2 separate regions of the Homo sapiens genome follow, and region 2 is linked to region 1. Evidence: chromatin loops called from intact Hi-C (ENCODE). Cell type or tissue: chondrocyte. All regions are shown on one strand. Links, peaks and the distances in the headings refer to the core of each region. The heading gives the core; the rest is flanking DNA.

The links. A loop is a pair of places that touch in the nucleus more often than their neighbours do. Peaks named below come from ENCODE experiments on the same cell type or tissue, not always from the same donor. Only the 100,000 strongest peaks of a DNase experiment are listed, where the experiment ranks them.
Region 2: it touches region 1 in a loop (3-fold over the local background); 5 of 110 quality-filtered maps call a loop at or near these places.

What each region holds. Positions count from the first base shown.
Region 1 is chr15:26,860,822-26,869,161 of GRCh38, reverse strand. GABRA5 (gamma-aminobutyric acid type A receptor subunit alpha5) reads right to left here and starts at 2,100. Exons shown (of 11, transcript NM_000810.4): 1 at 2,051-2,100; 2 at 369-433. In chondrocyte, for the core only: CTCF peaks have their summits at 2,139, 4,036 and 4,240 (motif pointing right); a DNase peak (open chromatin) is centred at 2,135.
Region 2 is chr15:26,033,006-26,041,345 of GRCh38, reverse strand. All of the region lies in intron 2 of LINC02346 (long intergenic non-protein coding RNA 2346), which reads right to left. Among named protein-coding and RNA genes, the nearest start is that of TRE-TTC2-2, 45 kb to the left of the region's middle. In chondrocyte, for the core only: CTCF peaks have their summits at 3,576 and 3,777; no DNase peak of the experiment used is centred there.

The DNA of each region.
Region 1 (8,340 bases), core at 21-8,020:
AAAGCGGGGAAGCACGTGAACATCAATGCTGTTGTGTCACAGTTCCTGGAATCAAATCACACTGCTATCACAACAATTTGCAAAGAAAGGAGCCCGCTGTCCTTCCCCAGGACAGCTGCACACCAGGTATTTTCCATCACCCTCACTGGGCAGTAAGTTGGAGCATAAAAATAAGTAACAAGAGGCTTATTTTTACTTCTACTCAGGGTGCAGAATCACCCTAATTCGTTGTTTTCCACTCAAATACTCTGTTTTGTTTTTTAGCATGTTATCAAATAAACCATTAGTCCAATTATTAAAATAAACGCTGTAGTTATCTGAGCGACTGTATTTTGTATCCGTCAAATCCACAAGTGTAGTAATTTTACCTTTCTGAAATATCTGCCACGCCACGCGTTCAAAGCCAGCAAGCTACTCCTCTCTCTGCAAGGCACTGAGAAAGTACGTGGAAAGAAGTGGGGAAAAGCACATTTAAGAAACAGGTTTTCTGCAGGATCACAATACTGTGACAACTGCCTATAAAAGAGTGTGGCTACTTTCCCGGCATTCGGTCCCCGTGACTACATAACTTAAGCACTGCATCTGTGGAAGTCTCTCCACTCAATGCTGGACCCTAATTAATGTATTTGAGATCCAGGCAGACATTGTCCCTGGGCTCAACGACTAACCTTCCTGAAAACACGCATTTCTCAGTATGCGCATAACGCAAATAGGTGCTCACAGGCATCCGAACAGTATGCTTCGAAAAGAAGCATTTTCCCAAGAAGCCCCCCCAACCCCCATCCCCCGCAAACTCCGGAATTGGGAGACACAACAGGTACTTCCACCTCGGAAGCGAAGGCCTTCTGCGACTCCTGCCAAGAAGGGCAGGGTGCCATGCGGTGGTCGCCTGGGCGCGTCCGGGGGGCTCGTCGCGGGGCCCGGGCCAGAGCCAGGCGGCGAGCACGCGGCGCTGCATGCGGGAAACCCGGGCGGCGCCTCCCGCCGCCCCTCAGCCCCGAGCCAGGGACCCCCAGGAGAGGCTGCGCTCCCACGACCCTCCGGACCCCCACAGAGGCTCACCAGGGCCGGCGCGCCAGGGCAGGTGGGCGCGGGGGCTGCACTGCGGAGCCGCAGCCTGGGTCGCCCTGGCACCCGCGGTCGCCACCCGCGCGGTCCGCAGCGGCACGCCGAGGGTCTCCAGCTCCCCGGCCCTCCCCGGCTCGCTCCCGGCTTTCGCAGACTTCCCCTGCTCCTGCCCCGGGTACGAGCCAAGCGCTCCGCCAGGCAGCGCCTTCCTCCTGGGCTGGGAGCGCGCGGTGCAGCAGCGACTCCAAGTCCCCTGGCCTCGAGCAGCCCGCGCGACACGCGCGCGACACCCCCGCGGGGTCCGAGTCCACCCCGCGAGCAGCGCCGGGACGCCGCGCGCCTCAGAGCCCCGGGGCTGACGCTGGCTTTCCAGGTGGGCGATCTCACCCCTCCGGCTCCCGTGATGGTGGCAACGGGTGTCCCCCACCCCCAACCGGTCACCGCGCCCTGGTGCCCCGTCCGGCAGGGATGAGCCGCCCGGACCCCGCTCTCTCCCGCGCCCGGCTTCAGCCCCGCAGTCGCCAGGGTAAAGTTTGCGCTCTGGCCTGGCTGCGCGCCCCGCCTGCTCTGCACCTCTCCTCCCCGGCCACGCAGCCTGCCGCTCAGGCGCCCCGAGGAGAAGGGTGCGGACCGAGCCGGGGCGGCCGGTCCTCTTCCCCGCTCGCGTCCTCTTACCCCACTGCCCCGGCCCAGCGCGCCCAGGGCTCACCCTGCGCGCCGGCCCCGGGAGGCGAGCCGTCGGTGAGGATGCATCCTCCTTCTCCTCCGCCTGCTCTCGCCCGGCTGGCAGGCGCGGAAGGCCGGTGCGGCGTCACCGCCCCATGCTGCCAGCGCGAACTTCCCCGGCACTCCCGGCGGAGCGGCTCTTGCGCCCCGCGCTCCCGCCGCCGCCCTGCAGCTCCGCTCCGCGCCGCGCCCCGGGCCGCGCGCCGCCCGCCGCAGAGCCCCCCAGCGCCCCCGGCGCACTCGCGCCCGCTCTCACCTCGCCCGAGCGCCACATGTCGTCTCTGGGCTGGAGGATCGGCCCTCTGCAGAGGTGCTCCGGTAGAGGCCGCCAGACGCTCAGCAAATGCGCCCTTGGCCGAGCTGGGCGGAGGGGGAGGGCGCAGGGCCCCCGGCTCGGCCTGCAAGGGGAGAGGCCCTGTTCTGCTGAAGTTTCTCCAGGGCCCTCAACAGCATCTTCGGCGCCTCGTGTAGTCACCACCGCCCGCTTGTAGAGCAGGGATGGGAGGGCAGTGTCAGCAGTCGGGTGATAGAGGCCTGGACTCCGACAGCTTTGCTCCCTAGAGCCGGCCCCAACGCCTCCCTGCCCAGGCCTGGGTCCTTCCCGGGTGCTCCATGGCACCCCTTACATGCGCATCTCTTAGGCGCTTCTGAAAGAAGCTGGCCTGTGGACATTCTTTTCATCTCACTCATAGACAGGAATGCATAACTACGGGAGGGAAAGCCAGGGTCACATTGGACTCGATTAGAATGAAATCCTTACCTAACGCAGTGTATATCTGGGGGTTTTCTGAAGTTCCATTTCTTGACAACAAGCCGCAGTGGCAAACGGGAAAGGGCCAGGAGCCCTGGGGGCTGCAGGTCGGAGAGCGCCTCTGGGGTGACGGGGCGGGATCTCCCCAGCAGGGCTTCCGAGCCACGTCGGGTCACTGCCTCATTAGCCACGTACATGGGGTCTTACTATGGTCATTACGTCGGTGTGTCGTCCGTCCTAGTGGTGCAGTTCCTGGGAGGTGAGGGTGGCATTAATGACAACTGCGCGGCAGCAGGGCCCCTTCAAACAACACAAGTAAGAGCGCATCGTCTTGGGTTTGCCAGGTCTTGCTTCCTCAGGAGGTGGGGGACTCTCGACTATAACACCCAGTGGAAAACGTTCAAGACTCAAAGGAAAGCCACTGAAAACGTGATGGGGAGGTTTACTTACACCATTGTCCCATTCCTTTTGTGAAACTGCATTATTCATAATCTCTTTTAACAGAATAATGGTAAGTAAAGGCAAATTCCTAACTCCCCTCCAGGAAAGATCTTTGACCTTCCAGTGTAGGAAGCCTCTCATTTTTCCAGTTATCTCTAATACAGTGTATTCCAAATCTAAGTTACCTGTTAATACTTCTGCACATTCCAGAAATTCTGAAATTTTCTGAAAAACAAAACTTGTAAATCTATTCCAGGAATAGGACATAAATATACATAAATGTGCAAATATACAGGAAGTGTTTCTCTGAATATACATTTAGCCACACTATTAAATAACTGTTTCCAGTGGTTCTTCAGGAAATATGAATGAAATAAGATGCTAATTTGAATTTTCTAATTCTAAAATGGATCACTGAACGTATGCATTTCTTCATTTTCTAATTTCCCAAAAGATGTACCACTAGGGTGAAATTCCTTGGGAGACATTAAATTTTAAAAAGTTAACAACATGGTTTTATGATCAGCCTAATATAATTTTCACCTATTAGGTGTTGGAATTCTAACACCTAATACCAGCGACAGCTGCTCTTCTCTCAGGATTAAACAGCATAATGCAAATCAAAGAGTTGGAAGAATTGGTAAATTTTAAACTTCACAGCTTGTCACACAAAGTCATTCGGTGTGAGTTTGCAAAAATAAATGTATATAAACAAGGGATGATTTTTGTATTAGCGAGGGTTATAGACATTAATTCTTAATAATAAAAGAAATGTCAGCTGTAAGGAAATATGTTCTTTTGATGGATTATGTTTAAAACTTCCACTTTTTTTGGTACACTTTCTATCAGCTTTATGTCCACACAACACATATTATTGAATATATAAAAATCATTTTAAGTTAGAGTCATTCTTTAACATTGTATTTCAGCATGTTGCTTAAATTCTTTTCTCTTCCCTGTAATGAAACGGTATGCCACTCTCTCTCCTCCTAGTGTTTATGTAACATAACATAGCCTCACTTTAGATGGACTGCCCTGAGGGGACAGTGAAATCGTAAGGCCCATCAGAACCTTACAGAAACTCACATTGCTAGAAGAGTGCTTACTACCATTTCAATGATTTTTGTTTTACTATAGAATTCTGTATTTGTGCTGAGAAATAATAGGCTATCCGTTGAATTCCCATTTGTTTCATTAGCATTTTCTCTTCATTGAATGAAATTAAGCAATGTCGTGATCGTTGTGGAAGACAGTAGAGGGCACCCTAGTTCCACACAACCTCAGCCTTGGCCCGGGCTTCATAAGAATTTCATTTCCAGTGTCAGAGCCTAAAATAGCTGAAGGTGGGGAAGCTGGGCCATGAGTAGAACACGTGTTCACAGAGCACCCACCCTGTACCCCGGTCAGGGGCAGGAACTGAGACAGTGGCTGTGTTTGCGTGGTTGGGTGTGGTAAATGTGGCTGAGACATGAACACAGTGCCATGGTATAAGTGAGATCATGTGCTATTTGTCTTTCTGTGCTTGGCTTATTTCACCAAGCATGTTCTCCAGGTTCATCCATGTGGTCAAAAATGGCAGGATTTCCTTCTTTGTTAGGGCTAAATAATATACTGTCGTATATGTATGTTATACATATACGTGTGTGTGTGTGTGTGTGTGCGTGTGTGTGTGTACGTATCTCACAGTTTCTTTATTCATTTATCCATTGGCAGATGCTTAGGTTGTTCCATTATTTGGCTATTGTAAAAAATGCCAAAATGAACATGACAGTTCAGATCTCTCTTTCAGATACTGATTTTATTTCCTTTGACTATATCCCCAGAAAGGGGGTTACTGGGTATATAGTGGTTGCCACGGGCTGGGAGAAGGAGAGACGGGGAGATGTGGGTCAAAGGGTACAAAATTTCAGTTATGCAAGATGAATAAGTTCTGGGGATCTACTATACAACATTGTGACTACAGCTAACAACACTGCGATATATACTTCACACTTGCTAAGAGGGTAGATCTTATGGGTTCTCATCACACACACAAAAGAGGGCAGCTCTGCGAGGTGATGGAAATGTGAGTGCATGTGATTGTGGTGGTGAAGTATACATGTATCAGTCATCAAGCTGAACACCTCAGAAACCAGATTTTACATCAATGAATGGATGAATGAACAGATCTACATTTCTGGATTTAAAAAAATAAAAAGAGAAGACACCCCACAGCTTTAAAAACATGGGGCATCCGTTCCCACCCTCCTGCATCACCTCCATTCTACTGACACCTGACATGGGTCCTTAGAAGAACATGGTCTATTCTTTTTCACACTTTGCCTCCTTTATGTAACTAGGAAAATAGAGGCATATGGGGCTTTTAAAATGATACTAAATTTTTTTCTAATTTCATTGTATCTATTTTATCTTCTTTAGTGTTTTATTTATCATATCTCTATTTTGCCATATTTCATTTTATTTTGTGATGGCTCTAGGGTTTACAGCAGGCATCTTTAACTCATCATAACCTATCTTTTTTCTCTTTTCTTTTCTTTTTTTTTTTTTTTTTTTTTGCGACAGAGTCTTGCTCTCTTGCCCAGATTGGAATGTAGTGGTAAAATCTCAGCTCACTGCAACCTCGAACTCCTGTTCTCAAGTGATCCTCCCATCTTAACCTCTCAACTAGTTGGAACTATGGGCATGCACCATCACACCCAGCTAATTTTTGAATTTTTAGTAGAGACCAAGTCTCACTATGTTGCCCAGGCTTGTCTTGAACTCCTGGGTTCAAGGGATCCTCCCACCTCGGCCTCCCAAAGTGTTGGGATTACAGGCGCGAGCCACCATGCCCGGCCTACAGTCTAACTTTAATTAACATAATACCATTTCATGTACAGTGTAGTGCATGCAACTTACAATAATATACTTCTTTTTTTCTTCCTGTCCTATTCACTCCTGTTATCACACATATGACTTCTGCATTCAGTGACTTATATTTTACTTTAACAATCAATTTCTTTTTTTTTTGGTTTTTAGTTTGTGAATGTAGAATATGAAGGTGCCAACTCTTGTTGACATGTCCTTTCTTTTTAAAAAAACATTCAGTAGATTTAAGGACACAAGTTGTTTTTGGTTACATAGATGAATTGGACAGTGGTGAAGTCGAGGCTTCTAGTGCATCTATCACCCAAATAGTGTACATTGTGCCCAGTAGGTAACTTTTCATCCAGTAGGTAATCTTTCACCTCCCTCCCATCCTTCTCCCTTCTAAGTCTCCAGCATTCATTACTCTGGATGTCCCTGCATACCCACAGCTTCGCTCCCACTTATCAGTGAGAACATGCAGTATTTGGTTATCTGTTTCTGAGTTACTTACTTAGGATAATGGCCCCCCAGTTCCATCCAAGCTGCTGCAAGTGATGTTATTTTATCCTTTTTTATGGATAAGCAGTATTCCATGGTATATATATGCACCAAATTTTCTTTATCCACTCAGTTGATGGGCACTTAAGTTGATTCCATATGTTTGCAATTGTGAATTGTGCTGTGATAAACATATATATACAGGTCTTTTTGATTTAGTGACTTCTTTTCCTTTAGATAGATACACAGTATGGAGTTGCTGGATCGAATGGTAGATCTACTTTTAGTTCTTGGAGAAACCTTTGTCCTGTTTTCTGTAGAGCTTGTACTAATTCACATTCCTACCAACAGTGTATAAGGACTCCCTTTTCATCACATTCTTGCCAACATCTGTTGTTTGCTGACTTTTTAATAAGGGCTATTCCTGCAGGAGTAAAGTGGTATCTTATTGCGCCTTTAATTTTCATTTCCTTGATGATTAATCATGTCAAGCATTTTTTCATATGTTCATTGTCCATTTGTACATCTTCTTTTAAAACATGTCTCTTGATGTCATTTGCCCTCATATGAATGGGATAATTTGTTTTTCTTGCTGTTTTGATTGAGTTCCTTGTAGAACAATCAATTATTTTTAAAATAGGTTTTCAAATGAGAAAAAAATTTTATTGGATATGACTTTAATTCTGCTCATAGAAAACCCTTCGTTACTTCCTGCAGCACAGGTGTTCTATGATGAGTTCTACAAACTTATTTCTCTGAAAACGTTTTTCTTTCATTTTTCACTTTTTAAAGATACTTTTTCTCAGTATAGAATTCCAAAATTCTGAAAATTTTTGAATGTATCTGTATGTATCTGTATATACAGATATTTTTATATGTACAGATGTTCACCAACTTACAATGGCTCAACTTATGATTTTTTACTTTACGATGGAGCAAAAAGTGATGTTTCGGGAGAAACTATACCTTAAGTACCCATCAACCATTCTGTCTTTGACTTTCAGTAAGTAGTCAATAAATTGCATGAGATATTCAACACTTTATTATAAAATAGGTGTTGCTTTAGATTATTTTGCCCAATTATAAGCTAACGTAAATGTTCTGAACACGTTTATGGTGGGCTAGGCTAAGCTATGATGTTTCGTAGGTTAGGTATATTAAATGCATTTTCGACTTATGATAGTTTCAGCTTGCAATGGATTTATCAGGATGTGAGCCCATTGGTCAAGAAACAAATACAGTCATACAATGTAAAATGACATTTCAGTCAACGATAGAATGAATATACAATGGTGATCCTATAACATTATAATGGAGCTGAAAAATTCCTATTAGCTAGTGACATCATAGCCATTGTAATGTCATAGCACAACTACTTAGTTTTTTTTAAATTTAGTGTAGCCTAAGTGTATAGTCAGTGTTTAAAAAGTCTACAGTAATGTCCTGGGTCTTCACATTCACTCACCACTCACTCACTGAATCACCCAGAGCAATTTCCAGTCCTGCAAGCTCCACTCACGGCAAGTGCCTTAAACAGGTGTTTCATTTTTTATCTTTAATGCCAATAGGCTATGCCATACAGCCCAGGTGTGTAGTAGGCTATACTATCTAGGTTTGTGTAAATACACTCTGTGATAGTCACACAATGACACCAATCAACTAATGATATATTTCTCAGAACGTATTTCTATTATTAAGTGACCCATGACTGTACGCTAAAGCCCTGTTCCACTGTCTTCGGGCTTGCATTTTTTCTAACATGAAGCCTGCTGTCATTCTCCTCTTTATTTCTCTATACGCAATATGTCTTTTTCTTGTGTCTGATTTCAAGATGTTCATCATTTTTTTTTTTAGTATTTCAATTAGAATTTGTGACTTGGTGTATTTTTCTTTCCTTTATTCTTTCTTTTTTCTATTCTGTTTTGGAATTCTTTGAGCCTTGGATATGTTAGCCTATAGTTTTCATCAAATTTGGAAAATTTTTATACTTTTTTTTTTTTTTTACATCT
Region 2 (8,340 bases), core at 22-8,021, 830 kb after region 1:
CAAATCTGTACACCAACAGTGAACTCATTTTGAACAAAGTTGCCAAGAACGTACACTAGGGAGAAGACAGTCTCTTCAGTAAGTGGTACTAAGAAAACTGCATATCCACATGCAGGAGAATGAAACTAGACTTGTCATATGCAAAAATCAAATCAAAATGGATTAAAGACTTAAATCTAAGACCTCAAACTATGAAACTACTACAAGAAAACATTGGGGAAACTCTCCAGGGCATTGGTTTGGGCAAAAATTTCTTGAGAAATACCCCACAAACACAGGCAACCAAAGCAAAAATGGACTAATGGAATCACATCAAGTTAAAAAGCTTCTGCACTGCAAGGGAAATAATTGACGAAGTGAAGAGACAACTCACAGGATAGGAGAAAATATTTGCAAACTGCCCACATGATAAGGGATTAATAACCAGAATATATAAGGAGCTCAAACAACTCTACAGGAAAAAAATCTAATGATGTCATTTTGAAATGGTCAAAAGACCTTAATAGACACTTCTCAAAACAAGACATACAAATAGCAAACAGGCATATGAAAACGTGCTCAACATCATTGATCAGCAGAGAAATGCAGAGCAAAACTACAATAAGATATCATCTCACCCCAGATAAAATGGCTTTTATCCAAAAGTGAGGCAGTAACAAATGTTGGCAAGGATGTAGAGAAAAGGGAACCCTTGTATACTGTTGGTGGGAATGTAAATTAGTACAACCACTACGGAGAACAGTTTAGAGGTTCCTCAAAAAACTAAAAATAGAGCTACCTTACAACCTAGCAATCTCACTGCTAGATATATACCCAAAAGAAAGAAAATCCTTATATCAAAGAGATATCTGCACTCTCATGCTTATTGCAGCACTATTCACAGTAGCCAAGACTTGGAAGCAACCTAAGTGTTCATCAACAGATGAATGAATTAACAAAAAATATAGTACATATACACAATGGAGTACTATTCAGCCATAAAAAATGAGATCCTGTCATTTGCAAAAACATGGATGGAAATGGGGGTCATTATGTTAAGTGAAATAAGCCAGACACAGAAAGACAAACATCACATGTTCTCACTTATTTGTGGGATCTAAACATCAAAACAATTGAATTCATGGGCATAGAGAATAGAAGGATGTTTACCAGAGTCTGGGAAGGGGAGTGAGGGTTGGTGGGGAGGTAGGGATGGTTAATGGGTACAAAAAATAGAAAGTATAAATAATGTCTAGTATTTGACAGCACAACAGGGTGACTGCAGTCATTAATAATTTAATTGTTCATTTTGAAATAACTATAAGAGTATATAATTGGATTGTTTGCAACACAAGAGATAAATGCTTGAGGAGATAGACACACCATTTCTCATGATGTGATTATTATGCATTGCATGCCTGTATCAGAATATTTCATGTACCCCATAAATATTCACCTACTATGTGCCCACAAAAATTAAAAATTAAAAAAAATTTATAATTTTTTTTTTAAAAAGCAAAATAAAGGCTTTCTTTGAACAGGCATGTTCCCCCTGCAAGGAGACTCCTGCAGAAGGAGGGAAACTGACCTCATCATTACCACAATTAACCTGCTGCCATCCCTGTACTGGCTTCCCATTAAGACGCTCTCATGAAGCTCACACACCCTGTGAGATGAAAAGGTGTTGCTCACAGGCGAGGAAAGCAAGATGTGGAGAAGTTTTAATAACTTTCTGGCCAGGCACAGTGGCTCACACCTGTAATCCCAGCACTTTGGGAAGCTGAGGCAGGCGGATCACTTGAGACCAGGAGTTCGAGATCAGCCCAGGCAACATGGGGAAACCCTGTATCTACTAAAAATACAAAAATTAGCTGGGTGTGGAAGCAACACACCTGTATTCCCAGCTACTCTGGAGGCTGAAACCTGGGAGGCGGAGGTTGCAGTGAGCTGAGATTGAGCCACCGCACTCCAGCCTGGACTACAGAGCGAAAATTCGTTTTAAAAAAAAAACAAAAAAAACCCCACCTTCATATAAGACCCTTTAGGAGTTTTACAGGAGACAGTGGAATAAACAAGGGGCAGAATGACAGAGGTCAGGGCACATCCCAGCCGCAGCCCAGGGACCGAAGGGAAAAGTAGTTGAAAATGTGATACTAGCTATTGAAAATGCTTTAAATCTGCTTCATTAATTGTAAGGCATACAGAGATTTATTTGTTTCAATGCAGCATAAAAATACCATGTTTCTCCTAAAGATGTCCAAGGAATCAGGATCCCTCCTAACCCTGACTCAAGTCTAGGGGAGCTGGGTTTTAAGCGGCCGACTGCCTCAGCCTTGTGGGCCTGGCAGGAGGATTCTTCCTCACCACAGGCCTCCTGTCCGCAAATCCTGCTCTCTGGGTCTGTTTGCAAATGCCTCTCCGCTGCAGATGCCTCTTCCTTCTTCCCATGTGAGGCCAGGCACATCCCCTCTCCCTGGCAGGCAGATGGCAGAGGTGGGAAGTGAGTGCAGGAAGCCTGATTGCAGTTGGTTACAGGGGCGGGAAAGTGGCCCAGCAAAGCCTGAGGGAGGCCTTTTGATTCCAAAGATAGGGCAGCAACTGCCTCTTCCATGAGCTCATCATTGCTCTTCTTGCACACGTGTGTTTTGAAGAGAGAGGGAAAGAGGTGTGAACCACAAACACAGGGCGACTAAGATGCACCTTATGGTTCCAGGCATGTGCTTGAGGTGCGTGTAACTTTGTCTCTTGGTTCAGCTTCCTGTATTATTTTTCCAGCTCTTGTTGAAAGTCCATAAAGTTAAGTTCTGTTGATCCAGAAGTATAAATGACTAAAAAGAAATATAACAGATCTGATGGCAAAGAAGGAAGGGATTTCTCTGAAATGGGCAGTTTGGGCCAGGGATGGCGGCTTATGTCTGCAATCCCAGCACTTTGGGAGGCCAAAGCAGGAGGATAGCATAAGGCTTGGAGTGGGCAACACAGCAAGACCACATCTCTACAAAAACAATTAACCAGGCGAAGTGGCGCACACCTGTAGTCCCAGCTATGTGGGAGGCTGAGGCAGGAGAATCACTTGAACCCAGGAGATGGAGGTTGCAGTGAGCCAAGATCACGCCACTGCACTCCAGAGTGGGTGACAGAGCAAGACTTTGACTCAAAATAAATAAATAAATAAATTTAAAATAAAAATAGGCAGTCTGGTTTCTGAACAATATGGCCACATTGCCTCATAATGTTCTAACTTGCTTTTATTATGAAAATTGTGTGTATTTCTGAAGGATATTTGATGCTCTCTTTTGTAAATATTTTTTGGAAGCATTTTACATATGTTTATTTAATTTTATAAGGGTACAGACACATACTTAGTATTTCTTATTAAGTATATAATATGTGTCCATAACACCTTGGTATTTCTGAATAATTTAGAGAAAATAGACTTTCCCCCTTGAAAAGAATTTCTGCTTATAAAAATAGAGTTGCATTCAATTATTTTTATCAACATTAGTAATAATATTGGTTACTCATTCAAGTGGTGTGAATGTTTCAAATCAATTTCAGTCTGACCAATGTTTGCTTACAAAGCAGCCACAAGAACACCCTTGTTAACAGTAACTCAGAAAAGAAACTGACCAGCTCAGAGAAAGAAGCTGCTTAATCACTGCTCAGTCACAGACGCATTTAAGAAGTTCTGTCTATTCTGTGGTCAATATTGAGCAGGATTCCTGAATTGTAGCAATAAAGAAAAAACTCATTTTCCAAATAAATGTGTAATGTCCTAGAAACTGGAATTCTACACCCCCCTGCTGGATTTTCTGGTTTATGAGATTATTTTTAACAACATGGAAGAAAAACTGAGACATTGTATGGATTGGAAAGGCTGTCAGTTGTTCTAATAGGGTCATCTGCTCTCCAACTCAGGCTGCCACAAATGAGTATGAGGATTTATCATGGAACTAGCATTTGGAAGGCAATAGAATGAAACATGCAATTTAAAGCATTTTTGCCCTGAGACTAGGCACTAACATGATTTTTAGGAAGTGACTATTTTCTCCCAAAACATGACTTGTCCTTCCATTTTTTTAAGTGGTGGCTTTGCATAAGCAGAAATTTTTAATTGTGATCATGTTCAATTTATCATCTATTTAAATGGTTAATGCATTTTGTGTCATGTCTTAGAAATCTTTCCCAAGCATATGCAGATATTTTATATTTTCCTTAAGACTTTATAGTTTTATCTTTATTTATAAACATAATGCATCTTATATCACATATATATGTATATGTGTGTGTGTATATATATATATATATATATACACACATACACACACATCCAAATGTTCTAGCATCATTTATAGAAAAGAAGCTCTTTTCCTCATTGAATTGCTTTCATAGCTTTGTTGCAAATCAATTGGCCATTTATGTGTGGATCTATTTATGGGCTCTCTGTCTTGTTCCATGGATATATATGTCTACTGTTATGTAAATACTGCTTGGGTTTCTAATCCATCATGACAAATCATGCATGGATGTTAAACATTTGCTAAAATGTTGGCTTTTCTGTCCTAACCGTCATCCTGTTGCAAGTTTGCTCTTCATTTCACTTTGTCCCCAGGGATAAAAGCATTCCTGGGTCTGTTTTCACCTGGAAAAATCGTATACCTTTCTAGAAATTAATTAGCTTAGATTTCTTTATGTCCTCAGCTCTCTGGTGTGCTTAAAACAACCACCACCACCATGATACTACAACTTATCAGAGTTTTTCCTCTGCGACAGCGTGAAGGCAATGTTTCCTGCAATTTTCCACCTCTGGACTGAAGGCAGAAGTCCATGCAGGAAATTATATTTGAGAGGTGCAATTCCCGTAAGTAGTCAGGCTGCTCCAGATGGTGGTAGAGGGAAGCAAATAGAGCTTGGTGGTGGTGCATTCTGAGCATTAGGTTTTTCCAGATAACCCAAAGAATATGCTCTTATTTCATCTCCCTCTGGAAGCACAATGGTAGACACGCGCTTACTAGACATTGGAAATCAGCCTGGGAGCAATTTTTCTCATCTACAGTTGACCTTTGAGCAACATGGTTTTGGACTGAGAGAGTCCATTCATACTTAATAAGTCCTTCCTGCCTCCCTTTCTACCTCCTCCACCTTTCGCCTCTGCCACCCTTGAGGCAGCAAGGCCAAGCCCTCATCTTCTTCCTCCTCAGCCTACTCAATGTGAAGATCATGAGGATGAAAACTTCTATGAAGATCCACTTCCATGTAATGAATAGGAAATACATTTTCTCTTATGATTTTCTTAATAACATTTTCTCTTACTTTATTGTAAGAATTTAGTACATAATACATATAACATATAAAAGATGTGGTAATCAACTGTTTATGTGATTGATAAGGCTTTCTGTCAACATTAGGCTATCAGTGGTTAGTTTTTTGGAGTGTCAAAAGTTTCCTGTGGATTTCTGACTATTATGGGTTCGGCACCTTTAACCCATGCATTGTTCAAGGGTCAACTATACAATATTGGGCCAGAATTCAAAGCACATTAAATGGAACTAAGAGCAATCTGCATTTTCTAATTAGAAAGCAATATTCTCATTTGCATTTACAGAAAGACAAAGCAATGCAAAGCAAAAGCCAGATAGCATCATAGTCTTCTCCATGCTGTGCCCCTCCCAAGAGCGGGGGCACAGGCACATCGGGAGTCCCACTTCACCAGACACATACAGAGAAAGTTCCAGATGGCATGAAAACAAGAGAAAAGGAGCCTTGCTCCTCGAATGGCCACATGGAACCAAGAGCTTCTTTAGTCAGCCCTCCGTGTCTGGAGGTTCCATATCTGTGAATTCAACTAACCTTGGATTGAAAATATTAAACAAAAATGCACCTGTACTAAACATATACAAGATCTTTTTCTTGTCATTATTCCCTAAACAATACAGCATAACAACTATTTACATGGCATTTACTTTGCATTAGGTGGTATATATAATCTATAGATGATTTAAAGTATACGGGGAGGGGGCGTACCTTGGTTATATGCAAACGCTACTTCATTTTGTACCACGGAATTGAGCATCCCTGGATTTTGGTATTTGAGGGAGGTCCTCGGACTAATCCTCCAAAGATACTTAGTGACAACTGTTTATATTTCCTGGTTTCTACGTGAGAAAAAAACAGACTTCTTTGTACTTAAGGTATGAAATGTTATTCTCTTTCTTGCAGCCACTTAGCCTTGCCCCTGACTAATGCCATAGTTCGCCCAGTGGTTTGAAGCCTATTTCTGTAATGATCTACTGCAGAGATGGGGACCAGGAAAATAGACAACCACGGAGCTCTGTACAGATCATCATATTAACTCCTACAACTCATCGTATTAATTCCTCAAAGGGCACTTAATTAGAAGTCCTAGGTGATGACACCTGGGAGCACCTTTGCTTGTTTTGAAAACAGATGGAAAGTGATAAGGGTATAGAAAGGAGAGAAATGATGAACAAGGGAAGCAAGTGGGAATAGCAAATATAATTGTACAGAGAGTTCGAGGAGTTAGGAATGGGGCAGGGGCGTAGGCCAGGCGTGGTGACTCACGCCTGTAATCCCAGCACTTTGGGAGGCTGAGGCGGGCGGACTGCTTGAGCTCTGGAGTTCAAGAACAGCCTCGGCAATATGGTGAAACCTCATCTCTACTAAAAATACAAAACACTAGCCAGGTGTGGTGGTGGGCGCCTGTAATCCCAGCTACTCAAGAGGCTGAGGTGGGAGAATCGATTGAGCCCAGGAGGCAGAGGTTGCAGTGAGCCAAGATGACTCTGTCTCAAAAAATAAATAAATAAATAAAAGAAATGGGCAGGGGTGGGTCAGTCTGAAAAATATGAAAGAGAGAAATTCAGCCGGTGTTATAGAACATTATTTTCAATCCCAGATTGTCAACATGTAACAGGATTTTTGAAGGGAAGGAGGTAGCAAAAATTTTAACCAGACGAGCTAATCTTTGGACATCTGGAGTAGTCCCATAAGAAAGCTGTGCTTCAGGCTGGGTGCAGTGGTTCACACCTGCAAGCCCAATTCTTTTAAAGGCTGAGGTGAGTGGATCATTTGAGGCCAGGAGTTCAAGACCATTCTTGGCAACATAGCGAGACTCCATCTCTACAAAACTTTTTTTTAAAAAAACTAGCTGAGCATGGTGGCACACACCTATAGTCCCAGCTACTCGGGAAGCTGAGGCAGGAGGATGGCTTGAGCCCAGGAGTTTGAGGCTGCAGTGAGCTATGATAGTGCCACTGCACACCAGCCTGGGTGACAGAGTGAGATCCTGTCTCTAACTGTGCTCCCAATCTATGGTTCCTGTCTGTAGTGGCAGAATTTTAAGATGGCTCCTAGACCTTTGCTTTCTGGTGTCACTCCTGAGATCATTACATGTTATATTGAAAAGGCCAGTTAGGTTACCTGGGTGGGTCTAATCTTATCACATATGCCCTTTGAAAGCAGAGTTTTCTTCAGCTGGCAGTAGAAGTAAGAGAATTTTGAGGCATGAGAAGGACTTGATGCTCCATTGCTGGTTTGAAGATGGGGAAGGACACACAAGAAGGAATGAGAGTGGCCTTTAAATCTGAGAGTGGCCTCAGCTGACAGCGGGCAAGGAAACAGGGACCTCAGTCCTGCAGCCTCATGGAACAGAAATCTGCCAACAGCTTGAATGAGCCAGTAATTGAATTCTCCCCAGAGCCTTCAGATAAAAGCCGTGAAAGGAAGATATATTGGGCCACCAAAATCACTAAGCTAAAGGGAAAAGTCAAGCTGGGAACTGCTTAGAGCAAATTTGCCTCCCATTCCACTCAAAGTCACCCTTCTGCTCACTGAGATGAATGCATATATGATTGCCTCCTTTGGAAAGGCTAATCAGAAACTCAAAAGAATGTGACCATTTGTCTCTTATCTACCTGTTATCTGGAAGCCCCGCACTACTTCTAGTTGTCCCGGCTTTTCAGACTGAACCAGTGTTCATCTTACATTTGTTGACTGATGTCTCATGCCTCCCTAGAATGTATAAAACCAAACTGTGTTCTGACCACCTTGGACACATGTCATCAGGACCGCCTGAGGCCGTGTCACAAGTGTGCATCCTCAACCTTAGCAAAGTAAACTTTCTAAATTAACTATCTGTCTCAAATGCTCGTGATTCACAAAGCCCAGTGCACTTTTATTTAATCTTGGGATGTCCTAAGCAGAGAACTCAGCCACACCATCCCAGACTTCTAACCCACACAACAAAGAGGTAAAAATGTGTGCTGCTTTTAGCCTCTAGGTTTGTTATCATTTGCTGTGTGTCAATAGAAAACTGATACTCAAGTTGTGCCGGTAGGTACA